Linked DNA regions of Homo sapiens: region 1 is linked to region 2. A link is an interaction called in ENCODE POLR2A ChIA-PET data of the cell type or tissue named here. Cell type or tissue: A673. All regions are shown on one strand. Links, peaks and the distances in the headings refer to the core of each region. The heading gives the core; the rest is flanking DNA. Region 1 has its middle 86 kb from the start of MSRB3-AS1. Region 2 overlaps HMGA2 (high mobility group AT-hook 2).

Region 1 (8,341 bases), core at 222-8,221, 140 kb before region 2:
TGGATCCTCCCTTCAAATCATCCTAAGGCCTCTTTTTCGACTGTGAGTCAAAATCTGGGGGGGCGCAAGGAGATTGATTGAGTATATCTCCTCAGTTACCGAGGTTTTGTTAAGATCTTTCTGACGCTTCCAGAATGATTCCAGAAAGCATGCTCTAAATTCAGCAGGCTGACCATATCTCCTTGTTTGTTCCAAGCAGACATAGTTTGCACTCATTATCCCAGCACAATTCTTATTCTAGCATAATTAGCACATCTATCACTCAGAAATAGATGATAAATTCCAAGGTCATCCTAAAGTTTAGGCTCTGCAATCTCTAGAAGACCCAAAAATCTATCCGCGCTTTTGAATTTGGAGGAGTAGCTAGCCAGAGTAGCCAGCTCACAAGTTGGCAAAGGACATTAACTTCCTGAAGTCTCCCTGAAAGCTGGGGAGTGAAGACGACAATTGCTATGCTTGGCTCTGTGTCCCCACCCAAATTTCATGTTGACTTGTAATCCCCAATGTTGGGGGAGGGACCTGGTGGGAGGTGATTGGGTCATGGAGGTGGATTTCCCCCTTGCTGTTCTCCTGATAGTAAGTTCTCATGAGATCTGGTTGTTTAAAAGTGTGTAGCACTTCCCTCTTCACTCTCTCTCTCCCACTGACCATGTGAAGGTATGCTTGCTTCCCCTTTGCCTTCTGCCATGATTGTAAGTTTCCTGAGGCCTCCCCAGCCATGCTTCCTATACAGCCTGTGGAACAGTGAGCCAATTAAATTTCTTTTCTTTATAAATTACCCAGTCTAAGGTATTTATTATTTATTTATTTATTTATTTATTTATTTATTTATTTTGAGAAGGAGTCTCACTCTGTCACCCAGGCTGGAGTGCAGTGGCACGATCTCTTCTCACTGCAAGCTCCGCCTCCCAGGTTCACACCCAGCCTCAGCCTCCTGAGTAGCTGGGACTACAGGTGCCTGCCACCATGCCTGGCTAATTTTTTTGTATTTTTAGTAGAGATGAGGTTTCACTGTGTTAGCCAGGATGGTCTCGATCTCCTGACCTTGTGATCCGCCTGCCTCGGCCTCCCAAAGTGCTGGGATTACAGGCATGAGCCACCACACCCGGCCAGTCTCAGGTATAGCAATGTGAGAACAGGGTAATACAACAATCATTAGCTAAAATCATCCTGAGGTCTAAATATGCAGACATGACTGGCATATCTGGCTTCAGAAGAAAGGCAATAAATTTAACTCTTGGGTCAGGAATTCTCACATTTGGGGACATGCATTTTGTTTGTGGAGATTTTACAAACTACAATCCCTGGATTCCACCCTTAGAATGTATGACTCACTGAGTTCGGGCTGGGTCCCTGAAACCCTCTGGTATGAATACTTATGTTCACTTCTAATGGTGAATTAGTTCCTTAAGACATGCTAAATAATGTTAAGTTTCACTAGTATATTCATTCAACTTATCAAAAGAAAAAATAATTTAAATTGCCTTTTTAAATTAAATTAAATTTAGTTGTCTTTTTGACAACTCAGGGGGTTAGGGGTACCAACCCTGAACAATTGAAAATTTAAATATAACTTTTGATTTCCCAAATCTTAACTACTGATAGCCTACTAATGACACCTTACCAATAACAAATAGTTGATTAACACATATTTTGTACATTATATGTATTATAGACTGTATCCTTACAAGGAAGTAAGCTAGAGAAAAATAGAATGTTATTAATAAAATCATGAGGAAAAGAAAATATATTCACTTGTTCATTGAGTGGAAGTGGATCATCAAAAAGGTCTTCATCCTCATTGTCTTCACATTGAGTAGGTTGAGTGGGAGGAAGAAAAGGAGGGATTGGTCTTGCTGTCACAGGGGTGACAGAAGGAGAAAAAGTAAAGGAGGTGGAAGGGAAGGCAGGAGAGGCACGCATATGTGGTATAACTTTCATTGAAAAAAGAATCTGCACATGAGTGGACATGAGCAGTTTAAACCTGGGTTGTTCAAGAGTCGACTGTACAAGTAAAAAAACTAACAATAAAAAGCAAGCATGTTCTTCATCTTTCAGCCACTTTGGAAAAAGGCAACCCAATACAGCAATAAAACTATAGAAATCCATAATATAAACTTGTAGGAGGCTTATTTTAACAACAATTATCTTTTTCAAAACATTACTTTCATTATCATATTTGATTATAAAGCCAACTTATGATGCAGGAATTATTATAACCATTGAAAAAAATGAGGTTCAGAGAGTTTATGTCGTCAGCCCAAACTAGTAGATGGCTATTTTTTTAAACCTCAAATAAATTGTAGAAATACAGAAGAAAAACAAACAAACAAACAAACAAAAAAGAATCTACTACCAAAAACAATATCCTAATGGAATACAACTGCATATTTTTTATTTCCATGCAGAACTTCACAATAAACAACCAGAAGGATCTCAGATCCAGTTTTCTTGGCCAGTTGGTCTAGAATATTCTAAACATTAAGGTAAATTAAGCAAGTAGTTGAGGTACAGTTTTGTAAGCATGCTTTGCTTAGTGACTTGTTATAATTCAATAACTTTATAATCAAGAAAGTCTTCAGGGTCTAATGTCAGTTTCTCCCAATGCTATTAAAGTCTCCTTTCTTCTTATTAAATCTTTCAGCATGTCCCAACTCCAGGGCTCTAAGGATAACCCTTAAATAACCGAATATGATTGCTAGTAACTTGAATCTTTTCTTTCAGGGTCATAATCTTAAATCCTTTCATATTTTCAATTGATGTAACTTAAATTTCTAATCCTGGTGATGCTTTTCTCTGAAATACCTCAAATTCTCATATTGAGGCCGGGCATGGTGGCTCATGCCTGTAATTCCAGCACTTTCGGAGGCCGAGGTGGCCAGATCACAAGGTCAGGAGTTCCAGACCAGCCTGATCAACATAGTGAAACTCTGCCTCTACTAAAAATACAAAAAATTAGTCAAGTGTGGTGGCGGGTGCCTGTGATCCCAGCTACTTGGGAGGTGGAGACAGGAGAATGGCTTGAACCCGGGAGGTGGAGGTTGCAGTGAGCCGAGATCAAGCCATCACACTCCAGTCTGGGCAACAGTGTGAGACTCCATCTTAAAAAAAAAAAAAGAAAAGAAAAGAAAAAGAAAAAAAATCTGTGCCACAGTTAGTATCTTCTATGCTATTAATACTACACGTGCCCTCCCCCAAAACACTACTTATTTGGTGATCTTTCTGAATTTTCTTACTTCTCTTACTAGAAGACATAATTTTAGTTAAATTGGCACTCAGAGAATGATATGATGGTATAGGTGGTACTGCTTGAACACTTACTTCCTCTGTGTTGTAGGAAATTTTAATGATTTTACTCATTAAAGTACTTTTTTTATTTATTTTACTCAATAAAGTACTATTGTACTTTATTTTTTATAGGAAAAATACGTGATTTATTGATGTACTTATGTTGTTCTTTATAAACTAAAATTCTTTCAGTTTCTTCCTTTTTCTTTTCCAATTCTCCACCTCTCCTCCCAGTACACCTCACCCTATAGGTAAGATTCCAGTTTCCAGGAGAAGGGATAAAGCCAGCTAAATTAAATTTCACCTTTCACCTATTTCTGCTGTGATCTATAACACCCCACTTAAGGTATTCAAGATTTTTCATTAGCTAAAATATTTTCTTGTTTAGGAAGCTTTAGTAGAAATATAAAGAATTGAGTTTCTGTTTTTCCTTTTATCAACAAAATACCTATTAATCATTTTGATTGTATATGCACATGGCTCTATTAAAACTAGAAAGCATAATTACATAAAATTAAGTAAAATGTACCATACCTTTTTGATAAAATGAAAAATAAATTACATTTATCTTTTCTTTGCTAAATAAAATGTATTTTTGTAAGTTTTGACTACATTTGACAACACTTAAATGAGTAAGTTTTGACTAATGATTATATCCCTTGTATTTTCTCTTAATAATAATTTAAATTGTTTTTAATTAGCTGGGGCACGTGCAGTTTAAATTTTCTAATAGTCTAGGGATAGAACAACTCTTAACATATTTTTAAACATCGATAGTGTCAGTTTTCAAACCTGGATGTTATTCAAGTCCACTTCATGTTAACATATTTTTCTCTGTGGATAACAAATACAACAGAAAAATTTTGCCAGTGTAAATAGCCAATGGAATTATGAATAATCATGTTAATAATGTTAATAAAAAGGTACAGTTAAATGAGGGAGACAATTAGTTCACACCATTTTGGTTTATTTATTTAGCAGTGAGCATTGTATAACATGTCAATCCCGGGAAAAAGAAACAGACATAAAGGGGCTTAACATTACTAATAAAACAATCAGTATCAAAATATTTTATGTAACAATTTGTCCGTGTTCATATAATAATCTGTCAACTCTGTGATTTGCTTATTATGTGAATTAACTCCATAATCGCTCTGAGATTGAATTCAGTGACACCGTTTAACTGCTTCTGGTTTGGGGGCTTTTACTCGATATTTTTAGGTAAGGAGCTGTCAGGCTAATCTGAGGACATTTAGGGAAAGCCAATAAACTGTCACGAACTTAAAACAAGTGAGGTTTCTCGTGGTTTGGTCGAAATTTTAACACTTCTCCTCTCCTACCCTTCACCTCTTCTCCTCAAAACACTTTTTTTTCTTTTACAATAACTGTAAATGCCAGCTCTAAATTTCCCTCCAATCTGGGAAAGTCCAATCTCCCTTCCTCGAGAGGTGTCTGGGCGCAATACTCTCCGGCCCGAAGCAAGGGGACGTTTGCGAGGAGGGAGAAATTTAAACCCCCTTCGCTCCGCGCCACCTGGGAGCACTTTGGCGCCGCAGACTCAGGAGCCGACGCCATCTCCAGGACGGCCTCGGTGGCCTCGGCAGGAGGCACCTTCGGGGAGCGGTCCCGCACTCCTCCTTCCTCAGTCCCCGGTCCTCTGCACCGCTCCCTCTCTGCTGCCAGAGGACCTGTCCGCGAGCTCCCCGCGCTGCCCTGGGGACGGAAAAGTTTGTTTCTCCAACGCGCAACTTTCCCGCTCCAGGCGGCGGGGACCCCGAGCCGGAGTTTTGGCCAAAAAATCCCAGAGTCCTATACCTCCTGCGCGCCCAGACCTCGGGGGCGAAGGGCGGCTCCCCCGGCGCGCCCCGATCCCCGCCGCAAAGAGGACTTGGTGGACTAGAGGTGCACCCCGCGGGCAGCCCTTGGCGCCCCGCTCTGCGCCCGCCGGCATGAGGACTCGTGCGTGGCGTTTCGACCCTCCGCCTGAACTGAGACTGGGTGGGGAAAGGGGCAGACTGCTGTCTGTGACTCTGCGGGAGGTGGAGCACGAAACACAAAAGCTGTTTGAACCACAAACGCCAGGCTGGACACCCAACGAATATTAATGACCTGCAGCCTCCACCCACCCGCAAACATAATATTATGTGTACGTGCTTACCGGTTAGCTTAACAGACTTGCCATCATAAATTCCTTTTTCACTGCAGCGCCACTAGATTTGTTGTGATTAGGATGCAGCCACTAAATTTGTTGTGATCTCCTGTTTGTGAATGGAAGTTGACTTACATCTTTTGTAGCAGATTGCTACTTAGGATTTTTTTTTAAAAAATTATCGCAGATTTTTCAAATCAGAAAATTCCCAAATGACATAATCATACAAATTGATATTTTAACCGACTCTTTTTTGAGGAATGCATTCCAAAATCTTTCAGTTCCCATCATGCAAGACAAATAAGCATAGTAATTTGGAAAGTGAAATTAATGATCAAGATAATTTTGGAAAGGAATAGAAAGGACCAACTGAGACTTATATCTATTTACTTATCAGAAACTTTATGACTGATCCTAATTAGAAAACAAAGCAATGCCAGGAATGTCACATGCTTTTTAGATCTTGGTATCTTGTCTGGGCAAACATCCAGTGTTTGACACTACAAAGAAAGGGACAACATTGTGCAGCAGATTTCCAGGAGTAAATAATATATCACAGGAATCTTTGAAAGAACATCACTTATTTAGTGAGTGAGTGAATATTTGAACAACTGCTTCTATTGGGAAGGGTAAGAAGGAATTGAGGGATAGACTATAAATGATACAGCTCCCCTGCCCTCATAGATCATCCAGTTTAGTGATAGGAAAGAGGAAGAAATTTTACAAATAAAAGATAGCGGGGCACGGTGGCTCATGCCTGTAATCCCAGCAGTTTGGGAGGCTGAGGCCGGTGGATCACGAGGTCAGGAGATCGAGACCATCCTGGCTAACACGGTGAAAACCCGTCTCTACTAAAAATACAAAAAAATAGCTAGGCATAGTGGCTGGCGCCTGTAATCCCAGCTACTCGGAAGGCTGAGGGAGGAGAATTGCTTGAACCCAGGAGACGAAGGTTATAGTGAGCCACATCGCGCCACTGCACTTCAGCCTGGGTGACAGAGTGAGACTCTGTCAAAAAAAAAAAAAAAAAAAAAAAAGATACCAAAGGGTAGAAAAGTGGTAAATCCCTCAAGGTAGGATCTCAATAAACTCATGGGGAATTCCATGGAGGGGAGATTACAGTCAGCTGAAGGATTGTCCAATTGTAAACTGAGTCTGGCCAAACTTCAGTCTGTCTTGGGCTCCATGTAAGTGAAAGAGTTCACTGAAGTTTGTTTCTCTATTAGATGCGTCTCTGATAAGAATTTAGTGTACTACCTCTTCTAGAGCCTTCAGTATGTTTCCTTCTATCAACTTTAAGTTGTCACTTTCTTCCTTAAGTTTGTTAAGCAGTCATTTTGTGAGCCAATTTCTGTAAATTGAGGCTGAGCTGAGATGACACAATCAAAGGGAGTCAAAAGTTATGAGCTAAGTATGTTTTACGTATTACTTCTTTCCAGAAAGAATCTGGGTGGTCTATGACGGAAAACACCCCATTTAAAATGAATTGGTAAAATCAAAATAGAAAACCAGGAGAAAAAAAAAGAAAAAGGAAACTTGAAATAAGCCAACCCTAAGAGTTAACATGATTACTGAGATTGTGCTTCAGATTTGGGTCTGAGCTTCTTATAGCCAAGGTAAAGAGAGAAAAAAACGTAAGTGACATCAATCTTGCTGTTGAAAAAAGCAAAGAATGCCTGTTTTCAAATGAAATGAAATTACAGAAGGAGTTTACTATATGGAGTGCCACAAAGGGCTCTGAGGGATGTAACAGGCAATGTCTTAGCAGTATTTTTATGGAAAAGCAAAAGAGGATATTGCAGCCCTGTTTCTTATAATAACCTCCCATGAAAACCAAGACTTCAGTGAAGGTGAGTCCTGTCAGACTAAGCTAGTATAATTCTGTATTTGGGGATTCGCCTTGAACGCTAAATAACATATCCACTCTGCAGTCTTCCCCATGTATTACTTCTCTCAGCTGGGATCTTGGTAAGAATCAAATAATTGAAAAAGTTAAGATTTTTCTCTCTGGCAAGAGCCCAGTGTTTTAGTATTTCTTTTGGATCATAGAAGACACCTTCACAGGGTCTGGAAAACAACTGAGCAAATACTAAATTTGCCATCCTACAAAAGTTGCAGAAGCAAATCAGTGTTTTCTCACTGATGAAGACCACCCCAGTTTTCCTCCAAGGTAAGCTGCAGGGACACCTCAAGATTGGGCCCAAATTTTCCTTAGGAAGTTGCTTTGAATGTGCTCCAGTGCTTGAACAAATGCTTAATTGAGTCCCTAGAGATATACAGCGTTTGGGCATAGAAAATTTTCAAAGCTGGTGTTTCCTAATCACCGACAGTGGCTGGCGGAAAACATCAGGACTCCCACGGCACCTCTGACTGAACAACATGGTTTTCCAATGGAACTCCAGGATGAGTGCATTGCAAAATGTCATTGAATGAGTTGACAATAGCTCCCACAAACGATGAGTTTTAATTTCATTATCATTGGTTAGCCATTATTTTTAGCAGGAGTTAGATACTGCAACTACCTTTTGTGAGGCAATTTCTGGTTCATGATAATAAGATACTATGATCAGACCAGAAGAGGATATCTATCTTCCTATTTGTTATGGTAGGGGAACTTTGAAAAGAGAAGGGACATCATTCTATTTCATACTCCTCAAAGGATTATTATCTGATCTGTTCCTTCTCTTCTTGATTCTAATAAAGGGTGTTGGAGTAGAAACTTTTTTTTGAATTTTTTTTATTGTAAAAAATAGTTGGCCGGGTGCGGTGGTTCACGCCTGTAATCCCAGCATTTTGGGAGGCCAAGGCACGTGGGTCATGAGGTCAGGAGTTCAAGGACAGCCTGACAAACATGGTGAAACCCTGTCTCTACTAAAAATACAAAAATTAGCTGAGCTTGTTGGC
Region 2 (8,341 bases), core at 280-8,279:
CCTGGTTCCCGAAATTGACTGCACCTTCCTTTCTGCAGTATGAGGTGAACATCTGTAAAGAGGAGTACAGTGTCCCTGGTGTGTTTACACTGACTGCCTTGTTTTCAAGGATCATTAGATTTCAAAGAAAAAAAAATCACAACAATATCCTTTGCATGGACCAGATGATGAGAAACTAAATTGTAATTTGGGATTCATTCACAAGAAAAGTCCTGAATGGTTTTCCCATGGACAGGATCTTGGAGGTTAGGAATACCAAATCCTGTGCCCAGCTCAGTCTCACTGACTAGGGAATGTTGTCTTTAGACTACAGAAGTCGCAACCCTCACCCCAAAACATGAAGTATTCAAACCTTTTGAAGGGTGTGATGTTTCCAGGTAATTTGGCTTGGCACAGGAATTGCATTTATGCCCAACTTTGGCTAAGCGATTTTAGTAGTCCAGCAAAAATGCTCTGTTCTGTAAAGGTAATTGCAAAACAATATCTTCATTTCTCCAGATGGAAAATGGGATATGAAAATCCACCAAAGGAAAGAAATATCATTTCCCGCACTGTGGCTCTGCAATCTTAGAAGGGTTCCATGAATATTATGTATGTGCAGTAAACATTTATGACCTTATTTAGGTCCAAGCAGCATGAGGGATTTTGTGCTAGTAGTTGTTGATGAGCACTACAAATAGGGATCCTTTATATCTGAGGTATCCATAGTAACTAAGTAGGGCCCATTTCCATCGTGCTTATTTGCTTCCAACCTGCCAACCATGCTTAGACTCTGAGGGCTCCAGGATTCCTAATTCATAAAAAAAACACCCCAGAGAGGTGGGTAAGTGCTTTTCAGAAAAAGCAAACTTAAGCAAGTGATTTTAAGAGATTTGAAGAGTGCTACATGGCAGCCAAGATGATAATTTTTTGGCCCAAATATAAATTTAATTGAGTAGTGTTATAAAGACAAAATTACATAGCCAGAAACAGAATTATGAGCATTAGGAAAATAATAGTGTTGTCTTCCATCTCCTTGAAATCCCCTGTTATGTTACTCACTCCACTGTTGACTATTTTGTAGATAGCACACATTCACCTTGCATTTGGCAGAGAACACCAGCTTTGCTATGAATGCTCACAATTTTTGTAATACAGGGAAATATTTAACATACTAGGAAAAAAAGGTTTAAATTCATTAACATTACTATTGTAATGTTCATATACTCCTCTTTTCTTAGGACACACTACAAATGATTTTATAGTGTTTCCATTTAACACACATAGTAGCTTTTCTTCTGGATTGTATGTGCAGTGCCATTGAACAGAAGCATAAAATTGTCAGTGGCCTACATTTTTTAGATTATTTAACTATGATTAGAAATATTTTGATCCATTTTTTCACTTCAGCTCTTTTTCATATTAGTGCACACTTGACCCTTGAACAATACAGGTTTGAGCTGGACGGGTCCACTTATATGCAGATTTCTTTCAGTGAAAGTTACACTGAGTGCTTCTGCCTCTCCTGCCTCCTCTTCCACCTCTTCTCCCTCTTCTGCCTCTGTTACCCCTGAAACAGCAAGACCAACCCCTCCTCATCCTCAGCCTCCTCAACATGAAGACAGTAAAGATGAAAACCTTTATGATGATCCATTTCTACTTAATGAGTAGTGAACAAATTTTCTCTCTTGCTTGTCTTATTTTTTTGTAGTTTACATGTAGTTTGTAAGGATGCAGTATATAATAATATCACATACAAAATATGTGTTAATCGACTGTGTTATCAGTAAGGCTTGCAGTCAACAGTAGGCTATTAGCAGTTAAGTTTTGTGGAGTCAAAAGTTTTGCGTGGATTTTTGTTGGATTTCTGACTTCACAGGGAGTCAGTGCCCCAACCCCTGCATTGTTGAAGGGTCAATTGTATTTTTGTCTGATTTCATGAGGGTGAACTTTTTATACTATACTTTTACAGATAGAAATGAAAGTACTTAGTAATAATTGAACATATGTACAGTAAAAATATTATAGCTGTTGTTTTAAAATAATTGTATTAAATTGAAACTTAAGTTAGTCTTCAGGCTTTTTAAGGTTTTCAAATTTGAACTGGAATGCAATTCAGAATGTGCTAGAATAACATTTCTCCATTTCTCCAGTGTCAAGATGGGAAGGCATACATTCTAAGCGTCTGTATCTCCATCTATTTTTCTTTTTTTTTTTTTTTTTTTGAGACAGAGTCTCGCTCTGTCACCCAGGCTGGAGTGCAGTGGCTCAATCTCGGCTCACTGCAAACTCCGTCTCCCAGGTTCACACCATTCTCCTGCCTCAGCCTCCCGAGTAGCTGGGACTACAGGCACCTGCCACCACGCCCGGCTAATTTTTTTTTTTTTGGTATTTTTAGTAGAAACGGGGTTTCATCATGTTAGCCAGGATGGTGTCGATCTCCTGACCTCGTGATCTGCCCATCTTGGCCTCCCAATGTGCTGGGATTACAGGCATGAGCCACCACGCCTAGCCATCCCCATCTATTTTTCACTAATATTCAAGCTAGAGTTGCTGGCTAAAATGATGGAGCATCAGAATTTGTGAACTCTGGGAATCATAGCAAGTGTATAACTATAATTCCTTTGTGTCTAAGGAGGGTGGACCTCTATATTAGAGAGAAGATTTACAAACGTTGGGGAAAAAATGGAAATTGAGACTGACTCCTAAGGAAACATCTGTTCACTCACTCAGCAAACATTTAGCCCACTCTGCTAATGCTAGGCACTGTGCTAGATATTTGGAGAGACACTGGAGAAAACTTAAGGTCCCTAGTCTTGTGGCTCTTACATTCTAGAGAGGGATTATAAATGACGGCGTAGTTATTAAAAAAATACAGATGATGATTTCAAGCCTTATAAGAGCAAAGAAGAAAAGTGAACCAAGTTAATGTAATGGAGAGTATTGGAGTAGGCGAGGCTGCTTTAGATCAGAGAGTCTGGGTGGACTTGATGGAGGAGGTCATGGATAGCCTTGCAGCTGGTAGACCTGTGGGCAACATTAACAGCAGATAGGACAAGAGGGTTAGGGGCTAACTGAGCATTCACCTTTGTCTTCTTTTTCCCCTCGGTTATGAGTGTGACAAGGCGGAACATCCAAGGGATATGTTGCAGGTGTCTTAAGAGTCAGGTAAAAGGCAAGATGATTCATTATATCTGTTCTTTTTGTGATACCCATGTAACTACCTATAAGCTTCAAAGTGAAATAAACATTACCTCTTGTACCTTAGCCCGCTTCTCATTCTTCATTACAAATTTAAGAAGGCAGTTATTAATGTGAATAGTCATTCTTCTTTTCAGCAGTGCCAACTTTAAAAAAAAAAATCACTAACACTTACCTGAGATGCAGCTGACATGTACCAAGATTGCTTGCCATTGCCCTCTCAACCCATCTGAGTCAAATTTTTCTTTCTGCTGCTGTTTTCCTTCTGCTGCCATTTTTCTTTCTGCTGCTGTCAAGATAGGAACATGTGCCTTCCCATCTTGACACTGGTAGAGAGAGAGATTGAGAGATTGAAGGGGGAGAAATCAGTTCTGATTTTCTAGTTTCTAAACACTGCAGAAGAACAAAGTAGAGAAGAAAGAGGAGAGTGTGTGAGGAAAGAAATGGCAAGAGGTACATGAGATAACTTAGCAGGGAGTTAAATAACTAGCTCACATAATGACAAAAAAACATTGACACTAAATTGAGGGCCTGCCATTTTTGTTAACTGGTATCCCTGAATGTGGCTAATGGCACAAGCTACGTAGAAACAGGCCCTTGTCCTGTTTTTGCAATGAGCAGAAATCTAGCCCACTGAGACATCGAGTTCTTTTCTAACTTTTTGCTCTGTTGAGAACATCTTTGCTTTTGGATACAAAGGCAGCATGAAAATCTGGAGGCCTTCTCAGGAAGGGGAACTTCTAGGAACTTAATCTGTTAGTGGGAAAGCCAGGAACCAGCACACTTGGAGTGTCATCTGAGCAGGAGGAGTTAGAATTGGCTGGCCAGTTTTCCCTTAATGAGTGTTTATTATGTTTAAGCTACAGAACTAATTACTGTGAAAAGACATAAAGGAATGAGAAGACCAAAACCGTATCCTCATGATACTGACAAATCAGTTGGACTGAGCACACATGAATCAACTGAAGAACACTTCTGCCAAGTTCAAGTTGTGTAAAAGTGGAGGATATGAGTCTTGTGGGGACACAGAGTTGAGGCATGAGCTATTAGTCAGAGCCGTAAGGCTGCCTGCAGGAGAAGAACTTTGGATGGAGTTTTGAAGGAAGTGAGGAAAAGATCTGAATTAACGTATTAACACATAAAGCTTGTCATCTGAACAGGACTATAAGCATCTCGAGGGTAAGAACGTGCCTTTTCTTTCTTACACATTCCCAGAAGACCCACATTCCTCATTGGGCTCTCTGTAACAGTATTTACTAAGCACTTGAATAACTGGACATGGGCACCATGTTGCTAAGTTGATTAAAGGTTGGTCTTCCACTCTGCCACTGGCCACAGCACAAAGTGAAAACAGATGTCACAAGCACCTTGTAGATCTGTCCCTTTTTTCTTCTGATGTTCACCCTCCTTTTGAGCTCTTTCTTTCTCCAACATTGCTTACAAAATAATCTTTATGCATCTGAGAGGGAGCAAATATTCAGTAACTTTCTGCAGCTGTCCTCACTAAAGAGGAGAATCTGTTGAATGCCACTGGAAATGTAAGGATCTCTTGTGACAGTAACATCTCAAGGGGAAACTAGTGGTTAAATTGTTAATTCTTTGAGTCTGAAACTTTTTTCATTTGCAGTGCAGATAAGTGCCTGATCTTGCAGTATCACGTTTCTGACTTCTTTGTTCTGGCTTCATTTTTTTTTTCCCAAAATGCCATTTTCATTTGTTCTTAGAGTTCAGAACATGTCAAAGAGCTTCTTTAAGCAGTAGGTGGTTTTACAGAGCCCACAGAGAAGGAAAACTAAATATCATCCCGGATGCAGTCCACTACGATCGTGGAGGAGTCAGATTACTCTCCGGGCTTTGCTGTGTCTGCTTGTGAAACAGGAAAGGGAGAACTGAGGCAATGAGTCACCTCACTTGGGCCCAAAGCACCACCTACGTTGAATATGGAGAAAATGTGAAGCAAGAGTTTCTTTTTATACATAATCACCATTTGTACATAATCACCATTTTCTCCATGGTTCTTATCCAATTCAGTGCATCTTAAAGGATGGTTTGTGGAATCATGACATAGCAGAAAAATCCAGGTACTATCAGTCTTGCCTGTTTCTACCTAACTCTTTCATTTAAACTCTCACTAGAATCTATAGGAACTGTTAGCATCAATTTTAATAAGTTGTCAACTAAGTGATTAGTGGTATTTATTGGTTATTTTTGACAAAATAATGGAATCATCAAATTTTGAAGTTGAGAAGTAAAGTAAAAATTTGTGCCAAACCCCAAATGTAGACAAGGTCATATTATAAACATTAATGCTGTCCCAAACTGCCAATGCATTGCGTAGAACTGAGGTTAGCAGGTTACCATTGATTTCCTCTACTTATGCTTTAAGAGGTTGGCATTGGTAAGCCGCTACACTTTCTTGGTCAATGAGGCAGAAACCCCTTTGCAAAACTCTCAACTGATGAAAAGATTAGCTAGAATGACTCTAGGAACTGTTTTCTAAGGATCTGACTCATTGATTCCTTTTTTTGGTAGGGTTCTCTGGGCCAAGTTAGTTCGAGTATTTATCATTTAAATTAGGAAATTACCATCACCATCATCATGTACATTCATAAATCAAAGCAAGATTAGAGAAGGAATATGGTGGATCACAGAGCAACTCAGAAAGACGACAGCAACAACTAGGAAATGAAACACCATGGTTGTATTTCAGGAACCCTACCCAGCAGATAGGAATTACCATAGCTCCTAAAATTCCATCTGGGTGGTTGATGGAGCCTCAATTAATCTGACACCATAGCCCATGCTCCCCTCTTGCTACCTGCTGAAGTTAGCAGGGAAAAGTCAAAGAGGGTGCTGTCAGTGGGGTCAATTCTTAGGGATCATAGTGAACCACCCTCCATTGCACTGACTCTTTCCCACAAAATGGGCTAGAGATAGCAGCTCTCCTTATGTATTTAAGAAAGAATGGTCAAAAAATACAATTCACATTTTATTCTGGTATATACCATTTTGACAGTGTTTCACAATGTAGGTAATATGAATGGGAGTATTTAAACACAATCCTGTTTAATATTCTTAGCCAGTACTTATTAAATGCCTACCAAGCCTGGCATTGTTCTAGAGACCTCAAAATACACCTTTAAAAACATATTTTATTGACAGTTGTATAAATGAAGAAAACAAGTCTCAGAAAATTAAAGTGACTTGCACAGATACACAAGCTAGAAAGTAATAAAACTGAATTTTGAACCCAGGTTTGTCAGACTCTAAAGTCCATGATTTTCTGCTCCATGTGGCCAACCCAGTTAGAAAGGTTATAAAAAATCTTAACAGTTTTTCAGCCCTTCTCACACTTAGCTTTAGGATTAAAAGTATTGGTCATGATTTGCAAAAAAAAAAAAAGTAGTGCACAATATTCCAGCTATATTCAATAAACATTTGTTGAATACAACGTATGTATATACAGGTCATTGTTACAGGTCTGTGTATAAGTAAACACAATATGGTCCTTAGCTTTAAGACCTTTCAGTCTAGGGGTAGATATGCATGTGCATACAACTTCTGTTTATTTTTGAATTTCAACTATGTGTCAGGTGTTAGGCTGAGCACATTATGAACATTGTCTTGATTTATTATTTAACCTTGTACGAGCCTTGTAAGGTAGTGGTTTTCGAAATATTTTTGCCAAAATGTAAATAGTAAAAAACAATATGTGAAGCCTTTATTCCAACTAGGTAAAATAAGGAAGGCTTTACAAAGGAGATGAATGACACTTCAGCTGAGCCCTAAAGAATGAATAGGATTCTAATAGAACAGCTGGGGGCAGGCGTGGTGGCTCACACCTGTAATCCCAGCACTTTGGGAGGCCGAGGCAGGCAGATCACCTTAGGTCAGGAGTTCGAGACCAGCCTGGCCACCATGCAAAAGCCCGTCTCTACTAAAAATACAAAAATTAGCCAGGCGTGGTGGCACATGCCTGTAATCCCAGCTACTTGGAGGCTGAGGCAGGAGAATCACTTGAACCCACGAGGTTGAGGTTTCAGTGAGCCGAGATCGTGCCACTGCACTCTAGCCTGGGCAGGGGGAGACTCCATCTAAAAACAAAACAAAACAAAACAGCTGGAAGATGACATCCCTGGGACAGGGACTTCCATGTCATGTGAAAAGTAGGAGTAAATCAATGGAGGCAGGGAAATGTAGGGTGTATTTAGGTAAGAGCAGCTAGTTTGGATTGGATAGTGTACATTAGAGACATACCATGGGTGAGGGGGTGGATGTGGACAGTGAACCTAAACGCTTTGTGGTAGCAGGTCACAGGGGCCGTGCATACATGCTTAAGGAGATTGGATGTTACAGGAAATGGGAAGCTATTAAAGATTTCTAAGCAAGAGAATGACAGGTCAAATCCGACATGATTTAGAAAAAACGTAGGCTCAGTCAGAAGCCATAGTCTAATGACCAATGCATCATAATTACTTGCTACACTAATTTTCTTCTTTAGAAGTCAGCTTTTAAGATATGTGTTTATAATACAGATTTATACAGTTTTACATGGTTGAAACAAAGAATAATAATATTTATTATGTAAGATTCAAATTTCAGTATCAACAAATAAAGTATTCCTGGGCCCAGCCGCACCTATTGGTTCACGTATTGTCTATACCTGCTTTCCTACTACAGTGGCAGAGCTGAGTACCTGCCACAGAGACCGTCTGCCCAACAAAGCCTGAATTATTTACTCTCCAACCCTTAAGAGAAGAAGGTTGCTGACTCCTGCTCTATTGTGTCTTTCTGGCCCTCTTAATCCATTTATATAGGTTTCTTCCTTTTGTGTGTGAATGGAAAATGAATTTAAGTTCATTAGTAGAAGCAAGACACCTTTAGCTTGGCCTCCAGGTATTATTTGTTTTCCTTCTCATGAGAATTTTGAATGTTCTATATCTAGATTCTCGAGGCTAAAGAATAATGAAGCAGAAAATGTTTTCTCCATTACTATATCCCCTTCCTATGGGGATTCTGAAGGTGCGGTTTTCCCTCTAGGTGAGAGAACTACATTCCTTTCCTAGGCAGATTCCATTTTAGTTCACACTCAGGCTGTCAGATGCACAGAACAATGTCACATGGGCTTCTTAAGACCTCTTAAAAATCACTTCCAGTTTGA

Evidence for each region. Peaks named below come from ENCODE experiments on the same cell type or tissue, not always from the same donor. Only the 100,000 strongest peaks of a DNase experiment are listed, where the experiment ranks them.
Region 1: POLR2A ChIA-PET joins it to region 2 with 6 read pairs; 4 of 35 experiments call an interaction of 5 or more read pairs at or near these places.

The regions. Positions count from the first base shown.
Region 1 is chr12:65,724,279-65,732,619 of GRCh38, forward strand. No RefSeq gene overlaps it. Among named protein-coding and RNA genes, the nearest start is that of MSRB3-AS1, 86 kb to the left of the region's middle. RefSeq lists a silencer at 5,777-5,977. In A673, for the core only: no CTCF peak of the experiment used is centred there; a DNase peak (open chromatin) is centred at 4,893; H3K4me3 peaks cover 1,447 bases; H3K27ac peaks cover 543 bases.
Region 2 is chr12:65,863,449-65,871,789 of GRCh38, forward strand. The region is part of intron 3 of HMGA2 (high mobility group AT-hook 2); the gene reads left to right. It overlaps HMGA2-AS1 (HMGA2 antisense RNA 1), which reads right to left. Exons shown (of 3, transcript NR_158985.1): 2 at 3,356-3,506. Among named protein-coding and RNA genes, the nearest start is that of HMGA2-AS1, 15 kb to the right of the region's middle. RefSeq lists a silencer at 5,487-5,687. In A673, for the core only: no CTCF peak of the experiment used is centred there; a DNase peak (open chromatin) is centred at 4,993; H3K27ac peaks cover 4,058 bases.